4 separate regions of the Mus musculus genome follow, and all the other regions are linked to region 2. The links are chromatin loops, found by intact Hi-C in ENCODE. Cell type or tissue: left cerebral cortex. All regions are shown on one strand. Region 1 overlaps Ttll8 (tubulin tyrosine ligase-like family, member 8). Region 2 holds the start of Panx2 (pannexin 2). Region 3 overlaps Creld2 (cysteine-rich with EGF-like domains 2). Region 4 overlaps Mov10l1 (Mov10 like RISC complex RNA helicase 1).

Region 1 (5,000 bases), 110 kb after region 2:
AGGCGAAAGACCGTGAGCCCCAAAACTGGCGCTGCTTATATAGGCCTAGGAGTGGCGTGTCTATACCTGATTGGTTGTGCTTTCAGTACCTCATTTACATTCCCCGGGATGGGCTGTGACTTGGCGCGAAACCCTTATGCACATGCGCACATTGGTTGTTTACCCGAACTTACAGGTGGTGGCCAGTGGTAGTCAGCACCATCTTGTAATGGCGTATGTGGCTTCCCACAGGGATTAAATGTAACCACTGCCTTTTCCACCCATGCCCAAGTTCCTGAAATAACAACTCTGACAACTTAATGCTTCATGAATAAATGCCAAGGCCAAAGCTTGTCCCCCAGCTGGCTTGTAATTTAATTAACCCATTTGTTCTATTCTGAGAATGCCACATGGCCAGTTAACTTGTCTCAGTTTTATGTGGCCAGCCGTCTCCATCAGTGTTAGAGATGAACCTCTCCTGTGCCTGACTCTATTCCCAAACCCTCTCCTCCTGCCAGGACATCCTACCTCCTATTTCATGCCAAAGCTTTTTATTGACAGGCGATGCTTCCACATAGTGCACAAGAGATTCTCTCTATAAATGAATGTAGGCACTACCAGGTGGATCTCTGTGAGTTTGAGACCAGCCTAGGCTACACAGAGAAACCTTGTCTGGAAATTAAAAAAAGTTTTTCAAGTGTGTATGATATGTGCGTGTGTGTGTGTGTGTGTCTGTGTGTGTGTGTGTGTCTGTGTGTGTCTGTGTGTGTGTGTGTCTCTCTCTCTCTCTCTCTGTGTGTGTGTGTGTGTGTGTGTGTGTGTGTGTGTGTGTGTGTGTGTAGAAGGCAGAAGAAGGCATCTTATCCCTCAGAGCTCAGATTACAGGCATTTGTGAGATGCTTTGTAACATGCGCACTGACTGAGCAGCAAACACTCTCAATCACTGAGCTATCTCTCTAGCCTCTGCTTTTAAGTTGTTTAATTTTAACAATTACCAGCTGTTATGGTATGTTTTTTCTGCATCTGTTAAGTCATAGTGTTAATTTATATATTAATATGATGGATTGTGCTAACAGGCTCTCAAACACTAACCAGCTCTGCATTTTGGGGATAAACTCCATTTGGTAGTGTTTTGTTTTTGTTTTCATTTCTCCCTGTCAGTAGATTTAATTTATGAATGTATCTGTTAGGGCTTGTGTCATCGTTATGAGAGAGATTAGTGAGCACTATCCCTTCCTTGTAATGTCTTTGTCAGGTGTTGGTGTTAACAATATACCTTCATGGTTTATATAAAAATTTTCCCTTAAATATTTGGATAGACTAACTTATGGATGTCATCTACACCTTGAGTTTTCATTTGGGATAATATTCTAGTTATGGAATTAATGTCTTGAATGGAAGTAAACTGATCTGGGATTTCTGTTTCTCTGATGTTCGTTTCCATGTGTATATCAAAGGAAATCTCCATTTCCTATGTGCTGCTCCATTGTTGGCATGTATATACTACTACTAATATAATAATAATATGAGTGTATTGATATCTTAATATTCACAGTCAGTAGCAATATCTCCCTCTCATTCTCAATGTTGCTAATTTGTCTTAGGTGTTTCTTCTTAATTTGCCTAGGTAAAAGTTCACCTGTTTAAAACTTTCTTTTCCTTCTTCCTTTCCTTTCCTTTTGATTCTCCTCAGTATTGGGAGCCAACTCAGAGTCGAACGTGCTTGGCAGGTGCCTGCCCACTGAGCTGAAGCCCCAGCGCTGCTCCCAATGTTTCCTATACCAGATCCTACTTGTGCTAGTTTTATCTGGAATACTCTCTTGCTCTCTCTCTCTCTCTCTCTCTCTCTCTCTCTCTCTCTCTAATTTGAAAGATTTATTCATTTATTTTATGTGAGTACACTGTTGCTCTCTTCAGACACACCAGGAGGGGGCATCAGATTTCATTACAGATGATCGTGAGCCACCATATGGTTGCTGGGATTTGAACTCCTGACCTCTGGAAGAGCAGTCATGCTCTTAACCGCTAAGCAATCTCTCCAGCCCTAGAATACTTTTCACTTCACCGAATTTTGCTCCTAACTTATCCTTTCCTTTCCTTTCCTTTCCTTTCCTTTCCTTTCCTTTCCTTTCCTTTCCTTTCCTTTCCTCCAACCTCCTTGAGTGGATCGTTTTCTTTCTTGGGCTGACGTGAAGATAACTTTTAATATGCTTTCTTTGGTGAAATCTGTATTTAACAACCTACGGATTTCCCTCGGGTTACTACTTGACCTGCACTGTAATGCTTTGATATGTCTTTTTTTTTAAATTATGATTTCATTTATATTATTTTCTAATTAACATTTAATTTGTCCTAAATGTGCCACGAGTTCTGGAACACTTAGGAAAATTCTACTTGTTTTTATATACTCCTGGTTTGGTTTTGGTAATTGGCAGGAAATTCAACCTCTGTGTTTTATCGTTACTGTGACAAAAATCTCTAACTAATCAACTTAAAGGAGGAATTATTGATTTTGGCTCAAGGTTTAAGAGGACTCAGTCCCTCCTGGTTGACAGTGTCAGGAGGCAGAGAAAGGGAGATCAGAAAGAAAGCCAGGCCTTAAACACACAGCCCTAGAGACACACCGCAAGTGACCAGACACCCAGCAGCGTGCGTGACAAATGTAGGCATCTCTCCATCTACATTGCCATAAGCTTTGCTGGGTGTGGTGGGGCTTGGAGGTTGGGTCTTGGGTTTCTCTGTGTTTAGGAGTGTGGCCGCTCATCATGCCATCCAAACTGCTGTCTTGTGCTGCTCCTTTGTTTAATCTTTCATTTCCCAAAAGAAGCAGATTCAAATGCCCCCGTACAGCTCTGCTATGGCTTTGCTTCTGTCGGCTTGTATTTCTATCCGAAGCGCTACTATGAGGTGAACATACATTGAGAACGGTAATATTGTCCTAACAATTTACCTTTACTAAGCTTATTGATAATCTCATAAATAATACATAATGCTTTCTGATTACTCACCCCTCCTCCCTTATCCCCTATCAATTCTCCGCCCCCTACAAGTCCCTTTCCCAGATTCATGTCTCTTGATGTATTCTGCGTTCCACTAAGTTCAGCCAGATTGGCGGAGTCACTCACTGACGTCTGGTGGGCTCACCAGTGCATAGACAACTGAGGGAAAGAACTCCCCATCTCTCAGAATGTACCCTCAGCCAATAGTTCACCTATGAGATGTGGGGCCACCAGACCCTGTCCCTGACTGTTCACAGACCCACTCTGGCAACCCAATCTGGTGTGAGTTTGTGATTGTTGTCTTGCCCGGAGATGGCAAGAAATCCTTTCCACAGTGTTTTCCCAAGCCTTGGGACAGGTGTAAATGTCATTTACTGGCTGAGCCATCAACTGTCACCTACCCAGCACTTTGAGCACAAGTCTACCTTCGCCACTATTCACCGACAAGAGCAGCTCTTCTGGTTAAAGTCGAGAGTAACATTGTATAGTGTATGAGTGTTTTTGCCTGTGTGTGTATATATGAGCACCAAGTGTGTTGCAGTGCCTACAGAGGCCAGAGGGCACCGGGCCCTCTAGAACTGTAGTTACAAATGGCTGTAAGCAGTCATCTATCCACTATGCCTATTTTTAATGTTATAAAATGTTTCTCTTTTGTCTTTAGTATGTAAATTATAAACTATACACACACACACACACATATATATAATCTCTAAAGGGACATTTTTATATGACCAATTATTTTTTCTGCTTTCACAAAATTTACAATAATTCCTTAATAAAAACCTAATCCTACAATAAGCTTGTATCTCCCTGGCTTCCCTCAAAATAACTTTACAGCTAGTTTGTTCATATCTGAATCTGCTTGACTACACACACTGTTGTTCTCTTTTAATGATCTTTCCTCTTCTAAGGCCCATCTTCCTATGTGGGCTTTCAAAGTGTGGACTCTCTACCCAGGACATCCTTGATTGGTGGGGAGCCTCAATTTGAACTTGGTTTCGTTCTGCCTTCTTGTGGTAGTTCTGTCCCACTTACCCTTGGCTGGGCCCTAGATCTGGAGGGGACAGTTGTTGCCTCAACTGGGCTTTGCTGGATGCTTTGAGTGTGTACAGTTTCACTGTGTACATCTCAACCAGTTTCCCCTCCCTCCATTCCTCTAGTCCTCTCCCCCAGATCAGTTCCTCCTGTTTCCCTACAAAAGAAAAACAAACGAACATCGGTTCTCCCAGGGATGTTCCCCAAACACAGTCTAACAAGATACAAGAAGACTGGGCACAGACCTTCATAGCAAGGCTGGATAAGGCAACCCAGTAGGAGGAAAAGGGTCCCAGGTGTAGGCAAAGAGTCAGAGACAACCCCACACTTCCATTGTTGGGAGTTCCACAAGCTATACAACCATAAGTCAAATGCACGGGACCTAGGTCAGACCCATTGCACGGGACCTACGTCTGTTTATTGCTTCAGTCTCTGTCAGCCCCTATGAGCCCTGCGTAGTTGATCCTGTGGGCTGTGTTCTTGCCGTGTCCTGGACCCCTCTGGCTCCTACAATCTTTTCTTCCTATCTCTTGCAGGTTTCCCCTGGCTCCAAGTAGTGTTTGACTCTGAGTCTCTGCATCTCTCGCCCACTTTCTGTTGTCATCCTTGGTGGTCATCCCATAGTTCTAATATCTCCAATATACTGGGTATCCACTGAAATTAAAGCTGTGCCTCACCAGCGGCCTCTCCTGGCCTTTCTTCAGGGTGATTTCAATCTTGTCACACAGTGCCCCATCTCAGCTGTTCTCCATGACCCTTCATGACTTCAGCACTAGTACCACGTGAGAAACTCCTGAGAGTTACCAAGCTCAGCTGCCAGCTTGAGCTGCGACCTTGGACCTTGGAGTGATCCTGAGGAAACTCTTCCCGGATTTTACCTCGACAGTGTTGGTCTTATTAGTCACAGATGTTTTTAAGCCCCCAGCCAACCCTCACCCACTGTTCTAGTAAAGCAAAGTTCTCACTAAGGTGGTGCTTGGTCTCTTG
Region 2 (5,000 bases):
TCTGGGTGTAGGGATCCTATCAAGGAATCACCAAAGATGGCCCAGCCCACCCACATCTGAAGCTGCCCTACGATGTCTGTCATAGATAGAGCTGTGTTCCCCCAAGTATCTGCTGTTGTCCTGGCCCTGTACTAAGGACTGACAGAAACAGCCTTTGTAAATGAACTGAAACGGGAGTGGAGTAGAATAATCCCTACCATGGGGAAATTCCCAACAGAGGACAGACACAGAGCTTGGGTGGTATACAGCTATACCACCAAGGAATACCAGGGAAAGTCTATAGGTACCACTCATCAGGAAGAAAGGGCTTTGGAGAGAACTCAGCCCTCCCTATACCTGGAGTTTGGACTTCTGGCTCCTGGAACTGTAAGGTACACGTCGGTTGTAAGGCAGCCACCCCGTTGCTGGTACTGTGATCAACATGGCCAAAGGCCCCCTTTATACACACACCTGGGTGTGCCTGAGTGTCAGGGACTCTGGTGTTCAAGGATGGAGACCAGGAGAACTTCCTCCACCTTTGGCGTGGCCTTAAATAGTCTGAAGGATGCCTGCCCTCAGCTCAGGTTGGACATCACTAGGTCCTGGAGTTTCCTGTAAGGGGAGGCACCTGTGGATGGTGGTGAAGAAGCGGGTATCGAAATACCTGTTCTCGTTGCCCAGTAGCTGCAGAGGGCAGAGCGACCTGCACCTCCAGAGGAACTCTGGAGCCCCGACAGTCTTCTTCCTGCTATGAAGCTGGCATCTCTGGCCACCAATTTGATTTGTGGCTATGGATACCTGAGTCTGCCTCAGCTCGGCTCCAGTGGGGATGCTATTCCCCATCTCGGTGTGTCACCAGAAGCCAGCTCCCTAGTGCCTCAGCCTGTCACCTTAGGCAGGGCCCACTCTACATGTGTACTCTCCTGTGTACAACCGCAGGCGCACCCACAGGCTCCCTCATAGAGCAGGCCCAGTTCTACTCACCTAACACGTCAGCTCCTTAACCTGCTCACTCTTCAGTGACCTGCCCTACCCTCTACCTACACTGCCTTTGCCAGTCAAGGGTGGCTTCTTGGGCCATTATTGCTTGATGCCCTCCGGGGCCAGCCTCTGTCTGGCCTCCTCTATAGAAGAGCTTTGGAAAGGGATGTTTCAGAGTTCCTCGGGAGTACCCTCACTTTTCCTACACTGTCAGCCCCAAGAACCCCATGCAGCATCATGGGATTTTTTTCACTTATCCCTGAGCAATGCCCTCAACACTCATCCTTCTCTGGTCCTCATCTGGCTATTCCTCCAAGCCTCAGCCCTCCCTACCCCCACCACCCGTGACGTGACATGCTACAACTCAGACCCCACATCCCATTCATCCCGGGGGCCAGCAAGTGTAGGACAGGCCTACTCTCCTCACGGCTTGAGGCTGAAGGAATGGAAGGCCAAACAACAATAAAACAGAGGAGATGTCTCAGGCGGCCCTGTCTCAACCCCTCATGCCAGACTGAGGTGGTGCCCAAGGTCTGTGATGAGACCTGCGGGCAATGGCTCAGCGGCTGGCCAGGTGGGTGCGGTCTAGCTGGCGCTGGCTGCCTGGCGCTGAGAGCCAGCGCGCTCGGAGCGCTGGGCGCTAAACACCTGCGGACGCGCGCCCTGCCTCACCTGCGAAGTTCTTGGTGAAGACCAGGGTGACCAGCAGGATGGGTACCAGCACGGTGCCGATGGTGACCACGCGGTCGAACGGCAGTTCCAGCTTGAGCTGCAGCAGCAGCGCGGCCAGCGCGCCCGCCTTGTCGTCCTGCGAGCCAGGCAGGATCAGCTCCCTCAGCTTCTCGCCCGCCAGCAGCGCGGTCGCCATGTCCGCCGACTGCTCCAGGAGGTGGTGCATGGGGGGCGGGGGCGCGGCCCGGCGGGGTACGGGCGGGGGGCGCGGGCGGGGCCGCGCGCCAGAGAGGGCGGCGGGGGGCGACGGAGACCGAGGTCACGGTGGGGGGGGGGGGCGCGGAGCGCTGGAAGAGGGATGTCAGCGGGGATGCGGCGGGGCTCGGGGGTCTGCCGCCCCGCGAGAGGGGTCGAGCTGCCAGGGCGCCGGGCCGCCGCCGCCCCCGCCGTGCGCTGTAGCCGGCCCGCGCCCTGCGTCCCTCCCGGGGGCGGCGGCGGCTCTCCTGCCTGGGCCGCGCGGCCCGCTCCCGCCGGGGAGGGGGGCTGTTTACCTGCGGCAACTCCGCGGCGTGGCTCCGCCCCCAGCCCCCCCACCCTCCACGTAGCTGCGGCGTTGGCGATGACTTGCAGAAAAAAAAAATTTTTTTTTTTAAATGAAACGAACCGAGTTCATATTGACCATCCCCTTGCATCAGGGTTGGGCCAAGCCCTGGTCCCCCATAGCCCTGTGCACAGAAAGAGGCGGATCGCCCGCTCTGGGGTTAGATCGTGTCTGGTAGCCAAAGGGTTCTAGTTCTACACCTCAGCTCTCTTGCTCCTCACTCGGACCTGGTCTTCACACAGGCGCAGAGGCTGCCGTGTGAGCTGTTGCAGGCAAGGGCAAGGAAGCCCGAACCCTCTTTCCCAGGTTAGTGCCTGCACAAAAATGCCGTGGGGCGTCCTCTCCAAAGCTCCTGGATGCCTCTTCACTGCAGCCATGTCCCGGACCCAGGGGCGCCCCTTTACACGCTGTGATGGGACGCCAGCCAGTGCGGATATGCTTGTACCTAGCATCTTCACTGCTTCACCCACTGTCGGCATCCGTGGAGCTGGGCCAGGGTGTGGGGGCTTCTAGGATTGTCACCTGACCTCTCTGGGCTACCCACATGTTCTCTCCTCCCAGGAGCTACTGTACACAAACTTTTGTGACCGTGGCCTCCTGCAAGATTCCTTGGCTCAGTATCTCTCCATCATAGCCTTTCCTGTGTATGTCTGGAGTAGTAACTTCCTTCAGTATCCATAAGCTATCTGGAAACATCTCCTCCGACCGAAGCAAAACCTGGAGGGACTGCTGTCCCGTGAGGCCTGACTCCTCCTGGTGCATTCTTGCTCCCACAGACATTACCTTCTTCACCTTACTCCCTGCGGGTGGTGAGCAGCCATTCACTCCCCATGCCTAGGATTCCTGGCTGCGCTGGCAAGCCCTCACCCCAGGCTTCCCAAGGCAGTCCTTCCTGCACCCTCCCTGGCCTCTCAGAAGGGTTATGCTGTTCACTCCATCATCCCACCTTCAGAACCCTATATTTTTTGTTTTCCTTTGGATTCCTAGAGCTTTCGCACACTGACCCCTTCTCAGCAGGTTGGTTTTCTCTGACCTGCAGGTCTCCCTTACCCCCCCGCACCCCACCCGCAAATGTTGTCTCCTTTGTTATCTATTTGTGCATGCCTCTTCAAAGGCTCTATCCATCCACTCTGGGTGGAGAGTTATATTCTTTTAAAAAACTATATATGGGTGTACCACCAGCATGCAGTGGCCATGGAGGCTAGAACTCCCCAGGGCTGGGGTTACAGGTATTATAAGCCACTATATGGATGCTGGTAATTGAACCCAGTTCCATGGACTTTTTCCCAATACCTCTGGTCACTTGCAACAGTCTGCTTGGATCCTTCTGGCCCCTGCAGGCACTGCGCTCTTGAGGTACAGACATACATGCAGGTGCAATACCCATATACATAAATCAATAATAAAGACAAAAATAAACGTTTAAATAGAGTTGCCCAGTAATGAGGCAACAATGCCCCTGCTAGACACCAGAGGCTAATAAATAAAAAGCCCAGTACCAGGAACTGGTTGTTTAGTCGTTGGCCACTGAATTTCCCTAGGTCCCAATATTACAGGCTACTACCACTGTTCTTGGCTGCCCTCGAACTTGATAGTGAGACTCTGTTGCTGACTATACCGCATACTGGAGTCATGGGACATGGAGAAACTAAGCAAGTACTGACCTGGAAGCTGCAGTGCTCCTGGCTACCTTTCACACAGTCTTACCAAGCTGTGAATCCTGCAGTCTGTGACGACAACCGCTCTAGTATCCCACCGAAGCAATAGTGCCATAAACATCATGGGAGCAGCCAACCATTTGTGATTGACTTAAGTCCTACTTCACAAGGTGATCCCACATTGCTGGGCCAAGAATCTATGGCTAGATGGGTCACGGGCTCTATGGGATAACCCATTACTATTATCTTGCTAAATGAACATAGTCCTGATTAATTGAATTAATGTATCTTTTTGTTTTGTTTTTGAGACAGGGTTTCTCTGTGTATCCCTATCCCTGGCTGTCCTGGAACTCACTCTGTAGACCAGGCTGGCTTCAAACTCAGAAATCTACCTACCTCTGCCTCCCAAGTGCTGGGATTAAAGGCATGCATCATCACTGCCTGGCTAATGTATCTTTCCACCCTTATCAATGAACCTTCTATTTGTGGTAGGGGGTGATGAAGAGAGACTCACAAGTGGCCATGAGCAGCTTCTCTGTCCCCATCCCATTGTTCCCATTTGTGAACTGCCTTCGTTTACAACTGACCACTTCAACCTGCGGCCAGATGCCTGAGAGGGTCAGGAGTATCGAGCAAACCAAAGCTTCTGCATCAAGCATTGCTTAGGCTTCCTTGGCAAAAGCTCATTACTTGTCTTCTGGGGTCATGGGCAATGAATGTGAAATTCCATTTTGGGTACAGAACATAAAATATTCCCCCCCCCCTCAAAAAAAAGGAAAGAAAAATTCACATTTTCTTTCACACTGACCTATAAGCATACTATTTTACACTGGGGTTCAATCCATTGAGAGTAAAATACAAGATTCAAGAAGGAAAAGCCATTTCTAGCTCTGGAGGACGTCCTTTTTAGAGGACAATGCTGGTGTAAAATGCTAATGCATTTTCCTCTCATATGATATAGGTTGCTCTGCTTTGCTTTAGAATGGCAAAATCTACAGTATTCTTGAATGACATTGTAAGCAGCCTTAAAAAGTTGAGAAACATGGGTTAGAGAGATGGCTCAACGATCCATCACTGCACCGGGTGTTCTTACAAAGGACGCAGGTTCA
Region 3 (5,000 bases), 230 kb after region 2:
AACACCTTCCCAGAACCAGAGCAGAGTCAGGTATCAGTATGGATTCTGTCCTTGGCCATTCCCAAGAAAGGTTGTCAGGGGACATGATTTAAAGACCCAAAGGATGCAAGGGTGGTCATTTCACAGCAGCTCCATCCATCCTACTAGTGTGTCTACTACAGAAGACAAGTGGATGGGTCTAGGGAGAGGAGAGGAAATGTCCCAAAACTGTCTGAAAAGGGGATAGAGGTGCCATCTTTGCCACCGCAGGACTCTTCAGCTCCAGGCTTGCATAGCCCTTGCAGGTCTGTGTACTTTAACCACCTTGCCTAACAGAGGATCCATACACTTCTGTTTATGACAAGTCATGGTTGAATGCTTCTGCCTAGGGCGGTAGGAACTCTTGTCTTCAGGGAAGTCTCATGGCTTGAACGTGACTAAGAGTGGTGAGGCTCTGTGGGGCCAGCGTGCTGGAGTAAGTGACCTCCAAAGCAGGCCTCTCAGCTACAGCCTGTGCCCTCCCCTGGATGACACACACCTTAGGGAGGACGGTAGGTGGTCAAGTGGTGAGTGGTGGGTTGTACACTCAGGGAATCTTTAGCTGTATACTAGGGACACAAATCAGTAGTTTTGAATAGGGAGAGCCCCCAGTGAGCCACACATAAGTGGCCTGGCTTCCATATCCTGGAGTCTGACTCCAGACTGAATGGCTGGGTAGGAAATATGGGGTTCCTGGCTGACTGCCTAAGGTGGATCTGTCTCAGAAACTCGGGGTGCAGGGCCAGGCTGTTCACCCACAATGAAAGATGATGCCTGCTGAGTGAGAAATGAAACAGCTGACCACCAACTCTTCTGAGACCATGTTCTTCTAGGTCCGACTGACTGACCACTAGCCCAGTTCATGCTCTGTCATCAGGTCAGCAAACCCAGGGACAGTCACTATGTAGTGCTTCTGGAATGGCAGTATAGCTAACTCTTCACCAATAAATTCATTGCTTTGGCAGACTGGGCTTGGCTGGAATTGGTTTCTGCCACAGCTGACCTTTTCGAGGTAATGAGATGTTTATTTGCATGTCCCCAGAAGTCAGCAACAGGCACGTCCCATTGATGACATTTTGGACAGCCAGGTAGACAGAATGACTTAGTCAGGTGTTGGCAACCCTGTCAGTCTCTGAGCACATGAATGGAGGGCTGTGATGGTTTAGACAGAAGCTATGCATTCCCTGGACAGCAAGGCTGCCCCGATGACCAGTGAATACACTCAGGACAGTGCCCCCAAGAGACTGGCTGCTGCTCTGCCACAGTGGAAGGTTGATTCTCACGAAGCTGCCCACGTACCCAGTGTGGCTCTCCTCTCTGCAGAGATCCTTGGCTGAGATTCAGGCTGCCAGCCAGATGCTCCTGTCAGCATTTTTCCTCTGAGGTGGCTGCCTGGAGCTAGCCACTGTGTGATGGTGTGGTGTGGTGTGGTGTGGTGTGGTGTGGTGTGGTGTGGTGTGTGTGTGTGTACATGTGTGCATGCATACACGCTGTAGTACCATACATACCATACACCCCAGAGTGTAGAGAAACACCCCTGGACCCAGTCACTCTGGATAGTCACATTGTCCCTCAGATGTGACATTCCATGTCCAGACATTGTACCCCACCATAGGGGCCAGAGTGGCTACTGATAACCACTGCCTAAAAGGAGGGCTTATCATCCAGCCTTCCAGAAGGCCACACTGAGCTATACTTTCCACCAGAGTCAGTTTTGGAAAGAACTACTAGCTGATTCAATAACTTTCCATTATGCCTGTTGAAGGCCAGAGAAGGCTGTACCTGGCAAGGCTCCCGACCTGGGTTTATGCTGAGACCCAAAGACCCTGCTGAATCTAGAAATCTATGGTGAGATCCTCAAACGTACATGTGTGTGTGCGTGTGCGTGTGCGTGTGCGTGTGTGTGTGTGTGTGTGTGTGTGTGCGCGTGTGCGTGTTCCTTAACAGCATGCAAAGAGGGGGTTGGGCCAGAAAGCCAGCATAGGCCCCAGGTTGATGCCCTGGAGACTGTTCGACAGGTAAGGCCCACAAAGAAGGGTGGGCATGACAGGTGTTCTGAAGGAGGACTCGATATGGGCAGCAGTACCCAGATTAGGTGAGGGGGACACAAGACTTCAGGCCACAGGTCAAATGTGAAGCCAAGATTTTCTTCCTATCTTTTGAAGGACCGGTCTGAATATTCTCTCACAAACACGGGTGGGAGGGAAGCACACAGGCTCCAGGTTGCAGCTCTGGGGTGGCGGAGGGGGGGTGACGAGGAGGGGGGGGAGGGGGGAGGGATGTCCCTGTAGTGAAGAACTGGTCCCACCCAGACACAGCAGAGTGTTAGAGTTGGCTTGGCCAGTACTGATCAACAGTGCCACCTGCTGGCCATGTACCCAGACAGGACTGGTGCGTAAGGAAGAGGTGACTCTGGCCTTCCACACAGTCTGCGGGGGGCCAAGGCACAGAAGGAACCTAGGGTCCCCTGCCCCAACCCAGAAGGCTGAGTGCAGGCAGAGGGGTGCCTACATTCAAACCCCACGGTCTATGTTCCTGATCTTCAGCTTGGGAACTCCAGGCCACTGTGGTCAGGGGACCCGGTCTGTTGAATTTGCCTACCAGATGAGGTCCTACTTGAGTCTGTCCACGTTCCCCAATGGACCCTGTCTGCTGCATATATCCCCAGGTTCCTCCCCCAAGAAACATTTATTTACTTAAGGAGGGAAAAGTAGCCGTCATCTCAGGTTGGGAAGAGATACCAGGTCATCGGGGACTCTGGGTTACAAGAGCATGTCCCAGCAGCAGAAATACCTGGTCCAAGGCCACAGCACAAACAGTGCCCCACAGTGGCCAGCGCCCAAACAGCAGCCACCCACACCCTGGTCCTTGATTCCTGCAGCACCATTCATGAGAAGGCTGCCCAGGCAACCCCACCTTTCACTAGGATGTGTACCTCATCAGTGGCCTTGTGGAGACAGTGCCACCAGGGGTCACTAAGCTGTCAGGATGGATGGCTGGATGGCTGTGGCGTCTGCCTTCAGTCACCTGAGAGCTGCCTGTGGTAGGAACACTGGGGAAGCAGCAGGGATCCTGGCCTGCACACACAGGTCTGCTGTCGGCTTGTCAACCCTGGTCAGTGTCCTGACATGAACTCCCCATCCCAGTAGGGTAAGAGCGACATCTAGCTGACAGAGCCACACAGGTGGAACTGAACAGAAGCCAAACTGAGGCAGGCCAGATTCTCCATGTTAGGTTCCAGGCAGGAGCTGACCAGAGGGCCCAGTTGGCATGGTGTCAGTTGTCAGTTGTGTCTGTGAGGTACAGGGGAAAGGGCATAACATCTGTCCACTGCCTTCGCCTGTGCACGCAGGTCGCAGCTTAGGGCATCACAGCAGGAAGAGTGGCAAGGCCAGACCATGGGGACCCCCCCCCCAAGGACCATGAAGATCCAGATCCCTGGAGAGCTGCAGCAGAGGGGCACTGTGTGCTGGCAAGGCCAGGGATCCTCCAGGGGACACTCAACCTGTGTCCTGATTTTTTCTAATGTTTCTTCATGCCCAGATGAACTGTCTGTCCAGCTTAGCTCCTGAACTTGGTGGCTTCATCTTTGAACGCTGCGGCCAACACTGCCACTGCAGGCTCAGAGGCGGAGTGCCAGAGTCACCTTCTTGTTACTGAGATAATCGACTTCAGCAGAGGAAAAGGCTATGTTGGCTGAGTTTAGGGGTTCCAGCGCTCCTTCACCTGGCCACATTGCTTTGGGATGTGGTGTGCGGCACAGAATGGGTGTTTGTGGTAGGCAAGATTCCCTCATGGTCAAGAAAGGAAGTGAACCAGGATCCCAATACCCCCAAACCCCTTGGAATTCATGCCCACCTCCCACTGGGCCCCAACTCCTGGTTATCCCATACTTAGCAGAGACCAGGCTTCTAGAAAATATGTTCAGCAGCCCCTGAAGCTACATGTCACAATGTGTTTACCCAAGGCAGACCACAGTGTAGGCCAGAATATCTCACACACACACACACCACTGTCCTCTACTACACTGGACACCTGCTCAGGGTCAACTTGCCATGCACCCACCAAGGCCAGTAGATTCTGAGTCCTCGTGGGGTCCCATCTATCCCTGAGTCCTCATGGGAAAACATGGGTCCATCTATCTTCCTGAGTCCCCATGGGAAGACATGAATCCATCTCTCTCCCTCTTGAGTCCTCATGGGAAAACATGAGTCCATCTATCTCCCCCCGCCCCCCGCCCCCGAGTCCTCATGGGAAGATGTGTGTACATCTATCTCCCTCTGAGTCCTCATGGAAGACATGTGTCCATCTATCTCCCTCTAAGCCCTCATGGAAGACATGGGTCCATCTATCTCCCTTTGAGTCCGAATGGGAAGATGTGTGTCCGTCTATCTCCCTCTGAGTCTGCATGGGAAAACATGCGTCCATCTATCTCCCTCTGAGTCCTCATGGGAAGCCCTGGGTCCAACTATCTCCCTGATCCTCATGGGAAGACATGCGTCCATGTATCTCCCAGCTTTGGCAGGACAGGTACAAACTGACTAGTGGTAATGCCCACATTCTCAATGAAACAAACCAACACGTCCTGTTCCTGGTGACCTTCAATGATCATTTTTATTATAAAGAACAATATCAAAATATACAAATCTGTGTAAGAACCACCAAGAAATGCAGCTTTTGAAAGGGCCAAGTGAGCATCAGCTGTGTCCGAGTACGCAGCTTCTCCCTCTGAAGTCTTCCTGGAGAAATGGGGTTCATGTCCATGGGCCACATTTTCTATAGGTATCCTCTCAATAACTTAAAGGGTGAGTTTGGCTTCTGAATCCGGATGCCCGTCACAAATCCTCACGGGAGGGTGGCTGTGTGGGGTTTTCCTCTGTGACTTCTGTCAGAAGACACGAAGGTCACTGAGTTAGTGCCTCAAGGCTGGGTGGGCAGGCAGCTGGAGGATGAGCACTGCTACCCCAGTACCCACTGGTGGG
Region 4 (5,000 bases), 61 kb after region 2:
TCATGTATATTCATATAAGAGCTTTAGTCAGCCACAAAGAGGAAAACAATTGTGTTGTGTGCTGAAACTGGAGATCATCATCTTAATAAGGAAGGAAGGGGGCTGGAGAGATGGCTCAGTGGTTAAGAGCACTGATTGCTCTTCCGAAGGTCCCAAGTTCACTTCCCAGCAACCACAATCTGTAATGAGATTGGATGCCCTCTTTTGGAGTGTCTGAAAACAGCTATAGTGTACTTACATATAATAAATAAATAAATCTTTTAAAACGAAATTAAAAAGGATGGAAGGGTGGAAGGAAGGGAGGAAGGAAGGATAAGAAAGGAAAATTTTCTCTTATATGTAGAATACAGACTTTTAAACTCACACCACATGGGAAGGCAGAAAAAAGACTGTGTGTGAGGGAAAGGGAGAAGAAAAAAGGAAACAAACGCAGAGACTATTGGAGGGAGGGGTAAGGAGAGGTGTGAGCAGGCAGACCTTGTCAAGGTACAGTTATCTGTGTTTAGAAATATCACAAACCCCACTGTTTTATACACTTAGTTAAAAATTAAAGAGACCCAGGTGTGGTGTGCACACCTTTAATCCCAGCACTCAGGGAGGCAGAGGCAGGTGGATCTCTGAGTTTGAGGCAAGCTTGGTTTACAGAGTGAGTTCCAGGACAGCTAAGGATAAACAGAGAAACCCTGTCTCAAAAAACCAACAACAACAAAATGTATAGAAGTCTGATGTAGTACATTTCAACACCCTGATATCTACAACAGGAGCATGACAGAGCACTGTGACTGAGTGAGCCAGCCGGGAGTCCTGGCAGCACATGCAGGCATTAGACAGCTGGGAGTGAGTGTCCACCACTGCCCAGCCTGCCAGGAAACCAAGAGTCTTATTCTAGAGCAGCAGTCTGCAACCGAGGGGTCACAACCCCTCTGAGGTCACAGGTCAGAGGTCCTGCATGTCAGATACTTACATTATGACTTATAACAGTAGCAAACTTAAAATTGTGAAGTAAATGAAATCATTTTATGGCTGGGGCCACCACACCATGAGGAACTGAATTAGGCTTGCAGCATTAGGGAGGCTGAGAACCACTCACCTGGAGGAAGTCTCGTCCATGGACGTGCTAGTACTCCCAGGGAAATAGCTAGCAGGCTATCAGAGCATTTGTGTTTGTGGGTGGGTACCTTACTTCCTCTGGAGAAACTCTGGCTGGGCGGTGGGAATCAGAGCACTTGCTCTTACCATTACCACCCATCTTGTTCCCAATCTGGGCTTTTTCTCTAGCCAAGAACCCGAAAGTGAGCAAGAACCATCAGCACTGACTGACTGCTCTGTGCCAGGAAACTGCATTTTATGTGCTCTAACCATTTACTCCTCAAACTACATGAGGTAGGGACTATCACTTACAAATGAAGTTAAGGCACAGAGAGGTCAAGAAAATTTCTCAAAGCCACAGAGCTTCTTGGTCGCAGTGCTATAATTCAAACGATGGTCTAAAGCAGCATGGTATCCACAGCTGCCTTCCAAACAACGGTCAAGGTCAAGGCCAGCCATCCCCCAATACTGTCTGCTAATACGCGCTCCTTCCAGCCTACAATGCACAAGTCCATCATCCTCTGTCTTACATTGTTACTGGGTTAACATGGTCTGAAATCCACAATTTTCCAGTATTAGAGAAATAATATTCTTGCCTGCTGGGCTGTGGGTAGCACCTGAACTCAAACCCTCAGGAATGACAGAGGCATGACAATGTGTCCAGCACCCAGGACAAAACCATTTAACCCTCATGCAGGTCACCAAGCTTTGGACCAAACTTATAACAAAATGTGTTCCTCAGAAGTTTTATGCTTTGTTAACTGCAAACAAGAGCAGATGGACCCGGGACCTAACCCAGACAGACAGAAATGGGTCCCACAAACCTGTACTCAAGTCATATAATTCTGGTACCATTCTTGAACAGTACCAGTGACCAAGTAATCCTGGGGCCCAATACAAACCACACTGCAACCAGCCAGCAAGGCACAGACCCTCTGCTGAAGCTACAGCAGAGGGCAGCAGAGCCAGTCCTATCCAGTGGACAGGAGGAGCCAAGAGTCAATCCATTCTGCTTTCAAGTGGTCTCAATATCTGCCAAGGAAAAGCAGAGCTGAGGGGTGCATGGGGCCTGCCTTGCATAGACACTGGTGGGAATAGTCACAGAATCTGCCCTGCTAAGTTCCATGACCACGCATCCTGCCCCAAAACCTGTAAGGAAAGAAGCTCAAACACAGGCCCTGCCCTTGTCACCTCCTCATCTGGGGAGGAAGGGAATGACAAGGGGGCAGGGCGGGGCAGGGGACATGTCTGCTGCCTGCCACACGTGTCTGCCTCTCCAGAACATATAAAGCAAACACAGAAAGTCACACACCCTTCTCCAGGTACCTTTTTTGTGTGGTTACAACAACTGTAGTCTTTGCAGACACTAATGTTTGGGAGCTTTTAGGCTTCTTCCAAGAAAACGGCTCACGCACAGCTATCAGGGCCTCCTCGCTGCTCACCACACTCACTTCAAGATGCCGCCCAATGAGAAAGTCGGAGAAACAGAGCAGAAGCAGCTCCTTGCAACGGCCAGGGTTTCTTGAAACAAAAATAGATATTTAGTCTCAGTTAAAAATGAGACAGATTCAATCTGATTTCGCTTTTGATATTTAAGGAAGCTGCAAAGCTATAAGGAGCAACCATGCTGACTTTTTAGTAATTTTTTTACACAGAAAAGTTTACTTTCTAAAACAGGAAATGTAGTATTTCTCAAGTGTGATGGGTAACCTCAATTGTCAGTGTGGTAGGATCTACAATTACTAGGGAGATAGGCCTTAAGCCCCCCCTCCCATGGTATTTTATCACTGCAACAGGCAAGGTAACGAATACATCAAGATAAATTCAGGTGCTTAAAACAGTCCTTTCCATAACTCTGAAATTTAACAGGGAAAACACTTTCAACATTCCCAAAGTTCCCATATTCCTGACTCCCACTGTGACTGAAATGGTGTGGTTTTCACTTGACTGTTTGCTTCCACGGTGGCTCTAACACAGGTGCTGTTGTGCACAGTGTCCTCTACTTAGAACTACAGTCTTCTTGACCTAGGTACTCCTGTTACTTTATGGTTAAAAACCCAGCTAAGGCCCCAGCAATTTTATATGGGTGACTGAAGGACCTGTGTTTGGTTAAAGGTTACCTACAATCTGATGTAGGTAAAGCGAGGCAGTCAGATTTGTGTCTTCAAAAGGATGTAAATGACTGGTGATATGGAAGGACCCTGGACCAAATATCAACCTTCATGGCCACATGCTTTTGAGCAGCCAGAATGTTAGCGGGAGACGCAGGACAGAGAACACGCAAAGGAGAGCTGCCTGAAAGGCTGTGGAGTACACCAGGTTACAACAGGTGAGGGCGGCAGAGTGGAGACGGGACTTTCCAGTCTGGGCTCTGCTCCTTTTGCCCCCCTTGGCCTCTCCGTTCACTAAGAGATTCCCAGAGGATGAGGAGGGGACATAGACAGACTGAGATCTTGGGGACACCAGGACACAGTGGAAATTAGTTCGAGATGGCTGCCATCAGAAAGGCTCCGAAGTAGCAGAGGATGCTCAAATCTAAATGGGTCATGAACACCATTTTCTTTGCAAAGATAGAGTCAGGTTGTCTGCTGAAGGTAAGAGTGGATTCCAGGGGCTGGAGAGATGGCTCAGTGGTTAAGAGCACTGACTGTTCTTCTAGAGGTCCCGAGTTCAATTCCCAACAACCACATGGTGGCTCACAACCATCCCTCTTCTGGTGTGCCTGAAGATAGCTACAGTGTACTCACATAAAGAGTGGATCCCATCCTAGGTAGATGTTTTCTGGGCCATGCTTGTCTTTGTGATTTGGTTCTATCAAATCACATGGCATGAATGGTTTAACATGTAAGCATCACAGATGACCCAGGGAAGAACCAAGCACATACTTGGCACTGCATGTGACCACAATGTGAGTCTTCTCCCCCGGAGGAATGAGCCCCCCAGGCTCTGGCTCCTGTTTCTCTGGCGTGTTTCCTTTTTCTCTACTTTCTTCTTTACAAGCGCAGCCATCTGGAGACGACATTTATACCAACAGGGTGAGGGGAAGGTAACTTATTCCTAAAAGTGTTGGGAAAGAACGCTCACCCACACATCAACATTTGAAGGCATTAACAGAACAGGGAAGCAGGGATAGGATCTACCTACACGACCAGCCAGGATGGGGACAGGGGTCTGGCCTCGTTGAGGAGCACTCACGTCTCCTAAAGCACATGCTGGCCTATGTGAAGCTGTCTCTGTCCCTGTCCCAACCCCGACACTGCAGGAGCACAAGGACCCACATTCAGAAGGGTTAAGACATCAAGGATAGCCAGGGCATAGGTGGACTTGTTAAGTTACAAGTCAAAAGGCCAGCTCAGTTCCTGGACCTGACGGGGAAGCAGCTGCACCAGCTACCTGGAGAGATTTCTGTGCTGTTCGCCAGACGGCTCTCTGGAATCTCATCAGTTTTGTCTTCTCTGTGATGATTCAATGAATTAACATTTTCACCTTCAGGAACAGACCCAGCAGCCGCTCCTGGGCAGGACTTGCTTCTGCCCTGTGTCTCAAATCTAAACTGGTGTGCTTTATCCCAGTTAGCCAGTCTGCAACTGACAAGCTCCCGAGAGACCTTCCCTTTATTCCTGGAAGAAAGAGAAAAGATCATGTGCTATGGCAGAACTTCCCGAGCGGACATTACAGTCAACCCAACCCACACAATTCAGTGTTGCAAAGGGTCCCTGCATGCACCTGCAGTTTGAAGGACATTTGAGGGTTTAATTTGAAGAAAGTGAGAGATTCTTTTGTTATACAGACCAGCCTTGTCCTTTCAGTAATTATCCTGCAGTGTGTGTGTAGGTGCATGCCTCAGGATGAGCTCATACAAGGCTGGAGAATAGCTCAAGGGAGCCAGCTCTCTGCTTCCACCTTAGTGT

What was found. Peaks named below come from ENCODE experiments on the same cell type or tissue, not always from the same donor. Only the 100,000 strongest peaks of a DNase experiment are listed, where the experiment ranks them.
Region 1: a loop joins it to region 2, with 2.1 times the contacts of the local background. A loop is called at or near these places in 2 of 42 quality-filtered maps.
Region 3: a loop joins it to region 2, with 2.1 times the contacts of the local background. A loop is called at or near these places in 8 of 42 quality-filtered maps.
Region 4: it touches region 2 in a loop (2.1-fold over the local background); 3 of 42 quality-filtered maps call a loop at or near these places.

Annotation. Positions count from the first base shown.
Region 1 is chr15:88,946,780-88,951,779 of GRCm38, reverse strand. The region is part of intron 1 of Ttll8 (tubulin tyrosine ligase-like family, member 8); the gene reads left to right. Among named protein-coding and RNA genes, the nearest start is that of Ttll8, 5.1 kb to the left of the region's middle. In left cerebral cortex, CTCF peaks have their summits at 1,896 (motif pointing right) and 4,686 (motif pointing left); no DNase peak of the experiment used is centred here.
Region 2 is chr15:89,056,932-89,061,931 of GRCm38, reverse strand. It overlaps Panx2 (pannexin 2), which reads right to left and starts at 2,206. Exons shown (of 3, transcript NM_001002005.2): 1 at 1,633-2,206. The coding sequence starts at 1,858. In left cerebral cortex, no CTCF peak of the experiment used is centred here; DNase peaks (open chromatin) are centred at 1,378, 1,648, 2,431 and 2,655; H3K4me3 peaks cover 2,190 bases; H3K27ac peaks cover 1,615 bases.
Region 3 is chr15:88,826,290-88,831,289 of GRCm38, reverse strand. It overlaps Creld2 (cysteine-rich with EGF-like domains 2), which reads right to left. Exons shown (of 10, transcript NM_029720.2): 10 at 4,609-4,903. The coding sequence ends at 4,854. Among named protein-coding and RNA genes, the nearest start is that of Gm23144, 6.5 kb to the left of the region's middle. In left cerebral cortex, CTCF peaks have their summits at 1,260, 2,383 (motif pointing left), 2,918 and 3,140; DNase peaks (open chromatin) are centred at 1,351, 2,392, 2,807 and 3,154.
Region 4 is chr15:88,996,378-89,001,377 of GRCm38, reverse strand. Mov10l1 (Mov10 like RISC complex RNA helicase 1) reads right to left here. Exons shown (of 27, transcript NM_031260.2): 7 at 4,483-4,709; 8 at 3,975-4,098; 9 at 2,416-2,610. Among named protein-coding and RNA genes, the nearest start is that of Mov10l1, 16 kb to the right of the region's middle. In left cerebral cortex, a CTCF peak has its summit at 2,036 (motif pointing right); DNase peaks (open chromatin) are centred at 2,053, 2,549 and 4,156.